Regions from separate parts of the Homo sapiens genome. Here region 2 is linked to region 1. The links are chromatin loops, found by intact Hi-C in ENCODE. Cell type or tissue: ascending aorta. All regions are shown on one strand.

Evidence for each region. A loop is a pair of places that touch in the nucleus more often than their neighbours do. Peaks named below come from ENCODE experiments on the same cell type or tissue, not always from the same donor. Only the 100,000 strongest peaks of a DNase experiment are listed, where the experiment ranks them.
Region 2: it touches region 1 in a loop (2.8-fold over the local background); 24 of 110 quality-filtered maps call a loop at or near these places.

Annotation. Positions count from the first base shown.
Region 1 is chr16:82,259,293-82,267,292 of GRCh38, reverse strand. No RefSeq gene overlaps it. Among named protein-coding and RNA genes, the nearest start is that of MPHOSPH6, 93 kb to the right of the region's middle. RefSeq lists an enhancer at 6,694-7,193. In ascending aorta, a CTCF peak has its summit at 3,586 (motif pointing left); DNase peaks (open chromatin) are centred at 3,182 and 3,582; H3K4me3 peaks cover 706 bases; H3K27ac peaks cover 942 bases.
Region 2 is chr16:83,221,977-83,229,976 of GRCh38, reverse strand. The region is part of intron 5 of CDH13 (cadherin 13); the gene reads right to left. Among named protein-coding and RNA genes, the nearest start is that of CDH13-AS1, 170 kb to the left of the region's middle. In ascending aorta, no CTCF peak of the experiment used is centred here; no DNase peak of the experiment used is centred here.

The DNA of each region.
Region 1 (8,000 bases):
TCAGAATGGGGAATAATAGAGAGATAAACACGCTACAGTCCCTAACTCCATTCAAATGTACAGGCTGGTGAGAAGAAAGGCAAGACTCACCACAATGATTTTAGCTGGCAGTACTTTCCAACCGAAAGGAACTTGGAATAAAAGGGTATAGGGTATTAATTATGTCTTTTCAGGTTGATTTTGTCATGACGCCACTTGAAGTCAGTCAAAAGAGTGAGGATTTTTGCTGAACACAACTCAAGTCACCTCAAGTCTAATCAATTGCTTTCCTGCCCATCAGGGTACCACATTTAAGCAACTGCTGGGGGGAGAAATAGATAGAGAGGGGGCTGGGGAGGATGGGGACTTAATGGGATCCATGATGGAGAACTAGAAAGGAAGAAAATGGCTAGGTCCAGGAAGAATCTGACACTAAAGAGGCAGTGTTTCTGCACATGGTTACCATCCCTTCAAATGCACCCTAGGGCCATGGCCCTCAACCTCTCAGATGCCAGCTTCCTGGAGAAGGGCCGAGCCCACCCTCTGTAAACCAAAAATAAAATTCTAAGCCCCCCTCAACCATCTGAATTGACACCCTCCTCTAGGCCAGGGTGCTCCAAAGTTAACCTGAAAAACTGGTCCAGGCAATGACGGCAAGTGGGGGTAGTGGGGATGGGGCAGGCCTCATGATGCCCTCCTCCCTTTTGGAATTCAGGAAAAACCGACCATTATTTAACATCAACATAGACCTTAAGTCTGATAAGAAACATTTACAATCTGTTCTCTCTGAAGCCTGCTACCTGGAGGCTTCATGTACATGAGAAAACTTTGCTCTCCACAACCTCTTATGTAACCCAGATATTCCTTTTCTATTGATAATAACTCTTCCAACCAATTGTCAATCTGGAAATTTTAAAATCTACCTATAACCTGGAACCCTCTCCTCCACCTCCACTTCAAGGTGTCCCACCCTTCTAGATCGAACCAATGTATATCTTAAATGTACTTGATTGATGTCTCACGTCTCCATAAAATGTATAAAACCAAGCTGTGTCCTGACCACCTTGGCCACATGTCAGCAGGACCTCCTGAGGCCGTGTCATGGGTGTGTCCTTAATCTTGGCAAAATAAACATTCTAAGTGGATTGAGACCTGTCTCAGATACTTTTGGGTTTGCACCTCTTTAGGTCACCCACAACAAAGCCCAGCAGCCTCTCTGGGGCATCACTAGGACCTGGTGGCCCAGTGATCTGAATCTGCATGTCTGAGCCTGGCTCAGTTTGTCTGAGACTGACAGAGATGAAGTTACTCATCTAAGTTTACACAACCTAGTAAGAAGAAAAGCCAAGATCTGAACCCAGGAATGCCTGACTCCCAAGCCCACGCTTGAATACTGAGAAAGAAAAGGAAAGAAGAACAGCATTCTCATGAGTTCTCAGTTTTTCTCAGCAGAATAAACCACACTGGTAAGTTAGGCTGAGCAAACGCCTAAGCATAAAAGGAAATGAAATTCTCAATCAGAAACAAAAAAGCAGAATTAAGTCTTATATCACAAAGAACTAGCCTGGAAAGAAAGAGGAAAGCCTCAAAATGAGATGGAGTATAAAACAACGTAAATGTTCTAAAACTCAAAAGATGTGTCGGCTAGGAAGGAAAAGCTAAAGACAGAAGATGCTGGAGGTCATTTGTGTGGGTTTACCTTTATCTTCATGGTAACTTCACTGCAATTCCTCTGTATCACTTGCTACAAGAAAAGGAACAGCAGACATTAAAAAGGCAAGAAAAAGGTTAAGTAGTATTTTCCTAGTGTGCATCCAAACATGATTAGGATCAGGCCTTTCCTAAAAACTAGAGTACCAAAATAAGATAAATAGTTTTTTTTTGTTATTTTGTTTTGTTGTTTTTATGGTTTTTTTTTTAACATATATTCAAACAAGAGGAAACAGGAGGATGCCAGAATTTGCAAAGCCAATCTAACCTGATGTAGCAGAAAAAAATCTTTGATTACACTAACTTGAGGTTAAACCTTAGAAGAACACATAATATAGGAAATGGGCAGTCCTAAAAGTAGCTGGAAAATGACAACATAAGTGATGTCGAAAGCTAAGGAATACTTCTTTCTGTGGGAGACCACGCTCAGGATCTAACCATTTTCCAAGCACAGAAGAGGCACTCTTTCTTGGGAACGCACCTTGTGGGGAATCACAGGGATTCCCTTCTTCTACCTCCCAACCCCCTAGAAGTCTCTGCCCTCAGATCCAGGCAGAGGAATCTGAAATGCTTACTTGGCTTCCCTCTTGGGACTTGCAGTCTCATTAAAAATGCAGAGAGAGCCTGGGAGGAAAGTAAAGCCCCATTAACTTGAAGGAGGACCATTGAAATTTCCCTGTGCACACAAGTCCTTGCCAGTGCGACCTTGGCCGTTTCCCGGCCTGGAAAAAAAAAAAAAAAAAAAAAAAAAAAGTGGCGACGGTCAAACTCTCTTTTCCATGGTTTGTTGTGAGAGCTCCAAGAACATGTGGAAACACATGGCACGTGGTAGATTCTCAATAGCACTAAGCTCTCCCTCCTGAAATAGAAAAGTGCGAGACACAGGGGAAGAAGTATAAGGGGGATAAGGGAGCAGAGGAGGGGAAAGGGTTGACTAGGGCTCCAGCTGCTCCTGCCCAAAAGGGAGCTACCAGGGAGCATCCTAAGTCAACTGTATTCCATGGCTGGAAGGTGGAGCCGGGAAAAAATGGGGAGCATAGAAGAGAAGTATCTTGATACCTCAACCCAATATAGTCATGTCTAGAAGGGAGACACTTTTCCCAGGGAATGTGTAGATGAGGTCAAGCTCCAATGAGAAGCTGTGAATTAACCATAATCTTCAGAGCCCAGAGCCTGGAGAGATGCTGATGGCACCCGGAAGTAGGAACTGAAGCTCTCCTACCCGTATTATCAGTAGAGCTTTTCCCTCTGTCAAATCAGAATCCTCTGGAGGGCTTGTTAAAGGACAGATTGCTAAACCCCAACCCAGCCTTTCTGATTCAGTAGATCTGGGGTGCAGGCCAAGAATGTGCATTTCTAACAAGTTCCCGTGTGATACTAGTTCTGCTGGTCCAGGGACCACACTTTTAAGAACCGCTGTGCTATACCTTTATTTAATATCCTTATGAGAGATCCTCAGCCTAAAGCTAACAGAGACTTTGAACAACTCCTCCTCCTATTGGCGCCCCTGCACTTGAGTTGAGACATTGTGCTAGCTGACGCCTGTGAGCCCTGCCAGCTCTGGTGTTCTGCGATTTTGCAAGGGTCTAACCAATTCAGTGCATTTACTGCTTAGCTCTGGGCTGGGAATGGGGAGAGAGCAGGCGTACAAGTGTGATTGAGCGACAAGGAGAATCTCCAAAAGACAGAAAGAGCAAATACTGCATTTTTTTCCTATTTCCCTAATTTTGTTCCATACTCTAAAGCACTCTCCTGACTTCAGCTAAGCTTGCCCTGGGATCCTGGGCTTGGCAGATATTTAAAATAAAGAATGAGCTGTTTGGCAAGGTAAAGTTTTCCTAAACGTCCTCCCCACCAAAGATTCTCAGCCCCTATGGCTGTGCTTCTGTGACTCAACAGTGACATCTGGTGGCCATGAAGGTGCATCCCAAGCCCTGATAACACCTGCTCGTGCTTCTGAAAACTACGGCACATACAGGGGATGCCCAAATTGCCGTAAATAAGCTCATTTATCAATCACATATAACATACCCCTACTATCTGCAAGCAAATTGTTCTCTTGGTTGAATGCGAAAAACATTAAAGTATCTGACTTCTATTTTAAATCTCTATTCATTGACCCATTTGAAAGGATACAATCCTTAGGAGGCTGACAACCCACTGTGGTTGATGCATCTTAACTAATATTCACATTTAAACTGTTTGGTTAAAGGAATGCGTCAAAGCATTTGGCAGTGGAAAAACAACACAGCCTAACTTTGCATGCAACAATTTGATCTAAGCAAATAAATAAGTTATTTTCATTTCCAGTTTAACGTAACAAGAATATTTCTACAAGATAATTTGCTTTCAAAAATTCTAGCTGTGAAGTTTAATAACAGAACATGAAGCTTCGTGTCATTTCATATTTATGCTCCAATCCCAGTTTTGACAGTTCCCATGGGCTCTGGACTGCTTGGCTAGAGATATTTTAGGCCATGTTTTCATAACAACAGGTAGAAAACGCAGCCCTAGAGCCAGGAAAAAATAAAGAGCCTTTAATAGGGTTTTAGACATGGGACTTGCTCACCTTTTTCTCCTCCTTGCTACCAGGCAAGTTTACAACTCAAAGAAATGGTCAAGTTTTCCCTTCCAGTCTCCTAAATATATGGTACTAGACGCCTGTTCCAAGCTCGCAGTGTCAGAAAAGTCCCTTCTCTCCCCGGATTGGCTAACAGCAATGGCAGCTAGCTGGTACTGATCAAGAGTTGATGCCATGCTGGGGGTTGTGCCCAAAGCATCATACGAAGCTGGCCAAATCTCCAGGGAATCACCAGGAAGGAAGAACTATGTGTATCTCATTTCACAGATGAGGTAATGGGGCCTAGCTGGTGAGGACCTTTGCACATGGTCTCACAGATAGCATGGGTTCTGAACCCAGACATCTAATTCCAGACTAGGATCAGCCCTGGCCAGGTGTGTCAGGGTGAATCTGACCCATCCTCACCTAGTCAAACCCTTCAAAGGGCAGCTTCACCATTTTCTCTTCCTGCCCTACATTTCCCACCACTCTCACACCCACAAACCCAGCCCCTTCCAATGGCATCAGTGCCTCTTGCCAGTGAAATCTCACCCTGCTTATCACTAGCCCTCCCACAGTCCACCCTTGCTTTAAGTGGGTGACATGAATGTTAAGCATCTTAAAGGCAAGACTCATGTCTAATTTGTGTCTATATTAATCCCAAGCGCTGGCACCGGACATTATAAGCAGTCAGCGGCCAGTACATGTTTGCAGGATGAACAGATGAATAAATGGACCTGGAGAAATGCACTTCCATGCTGTAAGAGATCCCTGGGGTCAGGAAGGGAGCTAATCCCATTGGAGGGCATGGACAGTGATGATGCTAACCCCCAAAGAGTGGACAGGGGAGTGGGAGCACAGGGAGGACATCTAAGGAATGTACTCAGAAGGCATCTCTATACCCAGGTTGTCACCAACAAGCAGAGTGATCCCACCACTGAACAAGACACCTTCAAGGCAGAGTCAGGCACTGCAGCATGAAGCCAAAACAGAGGACTCTGCAACCTTCCCCCTTTAGCCCCTCTGGTGGGGCATTTAGGAAATATACAGAACCCCCCTCTCTTCTCTAGCACAGAAGTACCACCACCCCTTTCTAGACTGTGAGCTCTTCGAAGGCACAGGCTGTTTGGTTCTCTGCTAAATCCTGGATATCCTTGACACCTAGAGGAGGTTCAATAGGTATTCTTAAAGCATTCAAGCCTTAATTTCAGCAGCCACTACAAAGCAGTGGTAAGGGAGAAATCTGTGTCATATCCAGAGCAACACCCAGAATTCCTCAGTCTTTTCTGAAACAGTGATGTATCCGTCTTCATATTTTGTAGATGCTAATTGTTGACAAGATGATTTGGTAGCTCAAAAAATTGGAACTGACACCGTCAACCTGTTTAATCCATTTACAATCTTTGATCATCAGTGCAAGGGACTTTGTCAACTGAGTGAGGCCAGTTTACCTTGTGAGGCCAGCATCTTGTTTCCTATTAGTGATGAGCATTACAAGTAAGTAGATTGGCTTAGCATGTTAAATAGCATCCAACAGCCCAGCAAAAATCACACGCTAATGTAAGAAAATAGAATCTGTGAAATAAGGAGAGGGAGGATTCAAGCCAATGCACATTTACTGAGCAAAAGTTTTGCTAACTAGCTTCGCCACCACTGGACTTGCTGCACCCCATCCTCCACAAATTGTCCAAAGTGATCTTTCTAAATGCCAATTGGCTCATATTGCCTCCCTGTTTAAAATTCTTTAGTAGTTTCTCCAATCTCTTTATCATGTCATCCCAGGCTGTCTGGAATATGGGCCTTGCATACCTCCCTAGCCCAAAACATCTCCCTTTCCTCACTCCACGATATGCTACACACACTCCCCCTGTACTCCAGAAGTCTCATGGTATGCATGAATGGCTGCAGAGTCTCTTTCAACAGGACCTTTGCACATGCTCCTCCCTCCTTTTGGAATAATTTCCTCTACCCTTTCACCTAGCTAATTGCTTCAGGATTTAGACAAACTGTTTATTGCATCCAAGGAGACTTCCCTAATGTAATGGGGTTAAATGGTGGTCTCTAAAAAGATACGTCTACATCCTAAACCCCAGAACCTGTTAATGTGAAAATAAAAAGGGCCTGTAGGGCCTGGTGTGATAGATCATACCTATAATCCACCCACTTTGGGAGGCCGAGGTGGGTGGATCACTTGAGCCCAGGAGTTCAAGACCAGCCTGGGAAACATGGTTGTATTAGTCCATTTTCATGCTGCTGATAAAGACATACCTGAGACTAGGTCATTTATAAAGAAAAAGAGGTTTAATGGATTTACAGTTCCATGTGGCTGGAGAGGACTTACAATCATGGCAGAAGGCAAAAGGCACATCTCACATGGTGGCAGACAAGAGAGAAGTGAGAGCCAAGCAAAAGGGGTTTCCCCATGTAAAACCACGGCTTCTCATGAGGCTTATTCACTACCAAGAGAACAGTATGGAGGAAACCACCGTCATGATTAAATTATCTCCCACCAGTCCCTCCCACAACATGTTGTAATTATGGGAGGTACAATTCAAGATGAGATTTGGGTGGGAACACAACCAAACCACATCAATGGTGAAACCCCAGCTCCACAAAAATACAGAAAAGTTAGCCAGGCATGGTGGCACATGTCTGTGGTCTCAGCTACTCCGGAGGCTGAGGTAAGAGGATTGCTTGAGCCTCGGTGGCAGATGTTGCAGTGAGCTGAGATCACGCCACTGCACTCCAGCCTGGGTGACAGTGTGAGACCCTGTCAAGGAACGAAGGAAGGAAGGAAGGAAGGAAGGAAGGAAGGAAGGAAGGAAGGAAGGAAGGAAGGAAGGAAGGAGGGAAGGAAGGAAAGAAGGCAGGCAGGCAGGCAGGCAGGAAGGAAGGAAGGAAAGAAGGAAGGAAGGAAAGAAGGAAGGAAGGAAAGAAGGAAGGAAGGTAGGAAGGTAGGAAGGAAGGAAGGAAGGAAAGAAGGAAGGAAGGAAGGCAGTCAGGGAGGAAGGAAGGAAGGCAGGCAGGCAGGCAGGCAGGCAGGCAGGCTTGCAAATGTAGTTAAGTTAAAGATCTTGAGATATGATCATCCTAATCTGAGTGGGCCCTAAATTCAATGGCAAGTGCCCTTGTAAGAGACACACAGAGGAGCGGCACAGGGAGAAGGAGGAAAGGAGCCATGAGACTAAAGTGATGCAGCCACAAGTCAAGGAATGATGCCAGGAACCACCAGAAGCTGGAAGAGAAAAGGAAGGGTCTTCCCCCAGAGCCTTTGGAGGAAGCATGGCCCTACTGACACCTTGACTTCAGACTTCTGGCCTCCAGAACTGTGAGAGAATAAATTTCTGTTGTTTTAAGCCAGCAAGTGTGTGGGAATTTGTTACTACAGTTCTGGGAGACTAATACACTCGACCTTACCTTCAGAAGCTCCCTGTTCTGTGCTACCCCAACTCTGCACACACTCCTATCTCTGTCTTTTTTGTATGGTTTTGTGATTGCTATTTGATTTTGTTGCCTTCCACACCAGACCCTGTGCCCAGAAGGCAAAGATTTTATCTTCTGTGCTTTCTGCCATGTTCCAGCACTTCCTTGAATGGTTCGCAAGGCTGTCAGCAGGTAAAGAGCAAAAATGACCAAGAGTCTAACTTGATCTTTAAAATCCCCAAATCGACCACAAATGTCTTCTGAGGACAAGCCTATAAGTTCCCCCCTCTTGCCCCCTTGCTCAAAGCTTCTCTTGATCCTCAGTTAA
Region 2 (8,000 bases), 960 kb before region 1:
ATTGTCAAACACTGACTATCCAGTCACACGAATGTTTTACATGCTAAGCCATCATTTAACGAGGATGCGACTCTCCAGTTTGCTATTACTCTAGTCCAGCTTCAGAGTGTTTGGTCTGGCACACTGAACATGGCTCAGTTTGGTCCCACATGCAGAAACAGGAACGAGGATTCCTGAGTTAAAGAATATAAGATAGTCCCTCATCGTGGGCCTGCAGGCTTTCCAACATGATTCCAGAAAAGGTGGATTTTACTTAAAGGAGCCTATTATGCAAACATCTGCACCTTTGGAAGAAAGAAAAATACGGAAATGATCTCTTTTACTACCTAATGCCTCACTGGGAGAAAAGATACGCCTTCTGGATAATAAAGATCTTAAAACAGATACCAATCAAAGAAATCAACAGCTAACAGCTCTGGCCAACTGTGTTTAATAAATTTTGAGAGAGCCCACTGATAAACCCCCGTAGAAGAAAAAAAAAACCCTCAAAATTTAAAATTTTAAGAGAGAATATTTACTTGGCATGGAAATTATGCCAGACTAAATGGGGAGAACGAGTCAGTGCATAAAATGCTCCCCAACCCTCTACTTGTGAATTAAAAAATAAAGGTTTTCTGGTTTGCTATGTGTAGAGGGAAACTTGAAGGCAGAGCTCCAGGGAAAGCAAAGTTTTCTCTTTGATCTCTTTTCCCCAGTGCCTGGTAGTGGGGCCTCAATAAATGAATGCATTTTTGAATTAATTTCTATTTCATGACAATTTGAATGTTATTGTTGACTTGCTCAAATAAATCTTATCTTCTTGAAATGCAAATTGGATGTCACTCCCTTCCTGAGAACCCTCTGAGGCTGAGGCTTCCTTAGAGTAAAATCCAAGCACCTTATCCTGCCCTGTGAGGCCCGGTATGGCCTGCCCTCCTCCCACAAGTCCGCATTCCTGCTACTCTTTTCATCCCAAGGTATATTTAATATCTTCACTATGAGTTTGGACTAATCCCATTCACTACCCAGGTCTTCTTGGGTGAAAACTGCATCTATCTGATGTGTGTCACTCTGGCTTCAAAGACCCAGAGACAGAACTCACTGTCTCCCATTCATCCCCTGCATGTCAACCGGATCAGTCCCTGTAAAATCCAAATCTGATCATGTCACTTTCAGCCTAAAATCCTCCATCATTTGTCCCTTTCGCCGCAGGAGTATCATGTCTAAGCTCACTCCTTAGCATGCGAGTCCCACCTTTGCTCCTAGTCAAGCCCTGCCATGGCCCCACCCTCGTCTGCTCTAAACTGCACGCACTCCGCTGGAGGTGCCATTAAATGCTTTCTTCCATCAGCTGTTCTCACAAAACCCTTCCTGCCCCGTCCGCGTCTCTGTCTCCTGTCATTCCTCATTCTTGAGAATTTGCTTTGACCTCATGTCCTTCCGAAGGCTGAACCTGTAACATGACCCTCCTCACAAGATAATATAGTCGATTGTTGCAAATCATTGCCCCAGCTAGCGTGTGGACTTTACAAGAACAGTGATAGTGTCCCTTCCTTCATCTCTGGTGCCCCAGAGATGAAGACAGACTTCTTGACTATCCAAACCTGATGAATACTGAGCAAACAAACCATGCAATAATTTTAGACCCTCTGAGTGGCCAACGCCATGCAAGGAGCCTGCAGAGCACGGCCCTGCGGACGTGTGGGGACTGTCCTGTGCACAGCAGGATGTGGAGCAGCATGCCTGACCCACCAGATGGCAATAACAGCCCCAGTTGTGACAACTAAAAACATATGCAGACACTGCCAGGCATCTGCTAGGGGACTGAAGCATCCATGGTTGAGAAAAGCTGTCAGGGGTACATGAGAGATAAGGACAGCACTCATTCCTGCCCTCAGGAGACTTTCCATCTGGCCTCCCTTCTCACGGCCCCTCCCAGGAGGGCCTTCCTGGACCAAGCAGTGTCTCCCACCACCCTATATCTTTTATCGGCTCCGTGTCTATTCCCAGCACTTAGGGCCACCTGATCGTCACATACTCACTAATGCCTGTAGATTGACAGAGCTCCATGAAGCAGGGATTTGGTGGTTGTTTGCTGCTGTATCCCCAGCACTGTGAAATAGTGGCTAACACAAGTTGGGTGCCAGATCAATGTCCTTTGAATGAATCGGCCCCCAGGTTGAGCTGAATCCCTTTCTGATGGAGCTGCCGAGTCTGCACTGCCTGGCGTGGACGCTGGCTCTATGGTCCCCAGATGCTCCCCTGTTTTCCTCCACTTCTCTAGACTGGAAGAGAAGACTCAGCTGGCCAAAAAGCATGCTCCCCCACGTGCTTTTTACCTGGGGGTTTTGCTCACAGGTTATCCGTATTTCATATCCAGAGCAGTCACGCATCTGCTTCAATTAAACAGGAAGCAGTGGGCAGGCCAGAATCGAGATGGGTAACACGGAGGTTGGCTGGCTTCCCAGCATTGCATGACGACATGGGACACATTTGCCTTTATTCCCTGATCATAGGCACCACCAGCTTCCAACCTGCTCCACAGGAACTCAGCCCCCATCACAACATTATTCCCCAGGTATTTCCTGGGAGGCCCAAGGCTGGCTTCACAAGGGCCCCCTGATCAATGTCAGCTTCCATACCATGTGCCAACTGCTGCTGCCTCCTCCCTTATCAGGACCACTGCGGGAGATGTCACCACGGTGACCCACCCCTGAAGACCAGCACTTCCCATGCCACAGTGCTACAGGTGTCAGAGGGGGCCTCTCTTTCCAACTGTGTAATCCTTGGCCACCTGTTCCCATAGCTGTGGTGCTTGCATCCGGGTTCTGACCCAATCGTTTGTGATCAATTTAATTAGCTTCTGGCCTTCACTTTCAATCTTGCAGTCTTTCGTAAAACATGACTTCAATCATTTTCTGTTCTCGAACCCAAGGGTCTTCAACACACTTCAGGGTCCCAGCGTAGGAGGACAACCTGTCCGTATCCCCTCTTTCGCTCCTCTGTCTTCCAGTCCACACCACTAATGCACTTCTTCTTCCTCTCCCTTCTCATTTTTACCAAATAAAAATAAATATCTTTATGCTGATAGCTGAAGGCATATAGATGGCTAATGGGTGGCGGGAGCTGGAATGGATGGTCCCCCACCGTGCCCCTGCATTTGGGGATCTGGTCCCAGAGTGTCACTCACAATGCTCGTCATAGCCAGGGAATCTCAAGTCCTGGGAGTCTGAGCAGTTGCCCCGTTATTTAACTTGTTCCCTGTAAATTCGCTGGGCTGCTGGGCTGGACAAAATGGGTCTAAGGCTCTTGCAGTCCCAATGTATTGCGATGCTTCCGCACCTTGGGAAAGAAAATGCCGCCAAGTAATTTGAAGAATCAGCATGATGAAGTAGACCTGGTTGTAGTTAGACAACTAAAACAGAAAAAAAAGGGTAGCCATCCTGTCATTTATTCATTCCATGGATGTGTGCTAAGTACCGAGTGTGGGCCAGGTGCCACAGGTGCAAAGACCAGTGTGGGGGTGGAGAAGAGAAAATTAAGGAATGTGGGGTTCTCCCACCTGCCAAGATTCAAGTTGAACCTCTTCTGAGGAGTTTGTGCTAATGAAGTTCAGAGAAAAATATGTTTCCATAGCCCTGAGTGAGGAAGCAGCTTTGCTTAGTGGACCAAATAAATAATCAGTCAGAAGCAACTCAGCAGTCTAATCCAGGTATGTAGCTGCCTCCACAAGGTCGTTTAACCTCTTCATGCCTCAGTTTCGCCAGCTGCACCTGACAGATAAGGCCGGGTTGTAATAAAATGAAGTGCTTGGAAATACGAAGAGACGAACTGGAAAAAGTCAGGTGGAGGTGATCAGAGGTGCAGGGGTAGGGAGGGGCTGTGAACAAACCTCGAATTATTTTTTCACAAGCACTCAGAAGACAAGCGTTTGTTTATTAAATTCTGTTTCTCAGAATTCCTATTTTTAAGTGTTTGTGTCCAAGGAGGCATTAGAAAGCAGCCTCAGATGTTTGCTCAGAGTGAAGCAGTTGGGAGAAATGAGATCTTTGACTTTTATTTTGTGTTAGAAACCCCTGCATTGTCTCGCTTGATATTCAAACACACACCTAGCTGGTTGGTATCATTATATTAATTCCTAATTATGAACGAACTGGGGTACAGACAAGTTATAGTAACACAACAGTTTCTCAAACTTGGCTTCACAATGGAAAAACTTGGAGAATTTTATAAACATACTGACACCTGGTCACACTCTGAGACATCCTGATTTAATTGGTTTGGAGTGCAGCTTGGGCATTCAGGGTTTTCAAAGCTCCCCAGATGATTCTAAGGGCAACAAAGTTCAAGAACCACAAATGCTTTGTTCAAGGTCACAGATCTACTAAGGCAGATAAAGCTGGTTCTGCCGACCCCAAGGCTAATTTCCCCTATCAGGAATTACATCAGCCTGTTCCAACTCCAATCTTCTGAGGACATCTTCATCTCTGGCTGAGAAACAAGCAAACACGCAGTAACATGGCATTTAACAGTCATCCAAAGTCTAGGCAGGATGCAGCAAGGAAGCCTGGGACAAATTTGCCTGGCTCTCAGGTGCCACTAATGAAACAAAAAGAAAGCAGTTTGGAAGAGTTGGAATTGGATGGAGAGGGCTTTCAAATGGCACACCGGAGCACCAGGAGAAATAAGCACAGTTGAGGCACATGTTACCCCACCAGAACTGTAACGAAACAGGTTCAAAGGTCATCTTCATCAAGGCCAATTAGTGATCAGGTCAGCTGCCATGATGTTAATACCCAAGAGTGTGATTATTTAGACCTGTGTTCCTCCAACTACAGTGAGCGTCAGGATGACCTGGTGGGCTGGCTAAAACCCAGATGGAGAGACCCACCCCGAGAGTTTCTGATCCAGCAGGCCTGGGAAAGCACCTAACAATTTACATCTCTAACAAGTTCCCAGGTGACGCTGTTAGTCTGGGGCCACAGTTTGAAACTGCCCAGTGAGATGATTCCCTTTTACAGAGAGTTACTGACATTCAACTGTTTACCTGCTAGCTGCTCCCTCACAAGTGCTTTCAACTCCATTGTACTTGCAGGGAGCTTAAACTATAAAACCGATATGTGGCAGGCTGGCTCCCAATTCCGGAACACTTACTAAGTGACTGGGCTGAGTGATAAACACCCACTAATGATAACACTGTTAGGAGATGATACTGTAATCTCACTCTCATTCTAAAAATGAGAAAACAGAGGCTGAGAAGTAACTGGCTAAAGGTGTCAGAGTATTAGAATGAACCATGAAATTGCCAATGTTCACCTCTTTTTCACCTGTAAGAATGGCAATTTCATATGGTTCACGTGATAGGAGAGTCGAGATTCTTCCCTCCGTAGGTCTGGCTCCAAAGCCTGGGCTTTTAACCCAAATCCTTTGTTTTGTCCCACTCAGGGCTCTTGCCTAGGTCACATGTGTGTTATTGATTGATAGGACCCTAATGATGACAGAAGTGAAGATCACAGGTTTGAGAACACAGTCTCCTAGGTGTAAGCCTGTTACCTGCCTTTGGGCAACTAAGCTTCTCACTGACAGGCTCTCACTTGGAACAAAACTGCACTCCAGCAGTCCCACTACTGAGTATCTACACAGAGGAAAAGAAGTCATTATACGAAAAAGATACTTGCACACACATGTTTATAGCAGCTCAATTCGCAATTGCAAAAATATGAAACCAGCCCAAATGCCCATCAATCAATGAGTGAATAAAGAAACTGTGGTGTGTGTATACATACATATATATATGGTAGAATAGTACTCAGCCGTCAAAAGGAGTGAATTAATGGCATTTGCAACAACCTGGATGGGATTGAAGACTATTATTCTAAGTGAAGTAACTCAGGAATGGAAAACCAAACATCATATGTTCTCACTCATAATTAGGAGCTAAGTTGTGAGGATGCAAAGGCAAAAGAATGATACAATGGACTTTGGGGACTTGGCAAGGGGGAAGAGTGGGAAGGGAATGAGGAATAAAAGGCTACAAACTGGGTTCAGTGTATACTGCTCGTGTGATGGGTGCAGCAAAATCTTACAAACCACCACTAAAGAACTTACTCATGCAACCAAACGCCACCTGTTCCCCAAAAACCCATGGAATTAAAAAAATTGCACTCATGTCATCACAATGTGGTAGATGACAACCACCACTCCAGTCCTCTGGCAAGCGGACTTTCCTGTACCAGGGAGCTGGAAAAACTAAAAACTATGTTGACCCAGCTCTCTTGCACCTAGAGTCCTGCTTACGGTCTAGGTTCTTCCTGCAGATGCACCAGCGTGAGACTGGATGGAAGTGAGTGGCGGGAGGCCACAGCTGTGCTTTGCAGATCAGAGGTTCTGAGCTTGGCAAAGTCACCTGGCTCTTTTAGGTAACCCAAGCAGGGCTGCCACATCCAGTTGTGAGCATCAGAGCAAAGTGGCAGGAAGAGCCAGCAGCGACCTTGACTCTTTGCTATGGTTGAAATGCCTGTCACCTCCAAAACTCTTGTTGTAATGTAATAGCCAATGTAATGGTGCTGGGAGGTGGGGCCCTTTAGAGGTGATTAGAGCATGCGTGTTCCACCCTCATGGGTAGGTTTGATGCCTTAATTTAAAAGGCTTTCAGGAATAGGTGCTGTCTTTTGGCCCTTCCACTTTCTGCCATATGAGAATTCAGCCTTCCTGTCTTCTGGAGGGTGCAAGGTGCCAGGCACCATATTGCAAGAAGAGAATGGCCTTACAAGACACCAAACCTACTGGTGTCTTGACCTTGGATTGTCCATCCTCTAGAAATGACAGCCAATACGATTCTCTTCTTTATAAATACCCAGGCTCCGATATTTTGTTACAGCAGTACAAAATGGACTATGACACTTCTCTCTAACAGTGGTTCTCAATTTTGCCCCTTATAGGACAACTGGCAATATCAGCAGACATATCTGATTGTCCAGATTAGGTGTGTGTGTGGGTGGGGGGTGGTGGTACTGGCATCTAGTGGGTAGAGGCCATTGGTGCTGCTAAGCCTCCTACAATTCACAGGACAGCCCCCCATAACAAAGAATCACCCAGCCTCAAATTTCAATAGTGCCACTGTTGAAAAACCTTGCCCTAGAATAGTTTCATATGTGGGTATTTCCTGTAGCACCACCTCATCTGGCCTTGTCAGCTAGGTTACTTGGCACTTTGGGCAATCCTAATGGCTACCTGTACTCTTTAATAAATCTCTTCCTTTGTAAACTAGTTGGAGGTGATTTTGTTGACTGCCACCAAGAACCCTGGCTAAGAAAGGTAGCAATGGGGGAGACCAGAGTAGAGGACAAAGAAGACTTACATAGCATGTCCCTACTAGTGAGGGCTGGGGTCCTTTCCAAGTACAAGTCTAATCAGGTGTAGTACAATCCCATCAAGGTAATATGTGCATCATTTGTTCATAACATGAACGTTTTTATAACCAGGTTAATCACTTAAATAACTCTCTAATATGGGTACATCTATATCTCCCAATCGTCTTATAAGCACTGACATTATGATACACCTATTTCCGCATGACGGCAGCAGCTTTCACTTTAATGTGTATTCTGCCAAATTGTCATGGAGCTACAGATGGGTTAGAATAGGGGTAGAGCCACATTAACAAAAGAAAATATATGAGCAAGGATACCTCTGAATGCCAGTTGTATTTCAATTTTATGACAACATTCTTGACCACAAATTCAAAACTTGACCAAGAAATTGGCTCAAAAAAGAACAAGTTATATAGTATGAAATGTGAGCAAATACTCAGAAGGTGGCAGTGAGGTCCTTTCCATGTTCTGAGGCCAGGAACACAGGTGGTTCCAGTTACCTGTTCTAGAATTGAGTGTGATAGACGTATCAAGGTTATCTTTATGAAGATGAGATGAGACCATCATCTGAGTATTTGGCATGGAGCCTTGGCACACTGTAAATGTTCAAGACATGTTCACCCCAACATTAATAGTAAAAATACATCT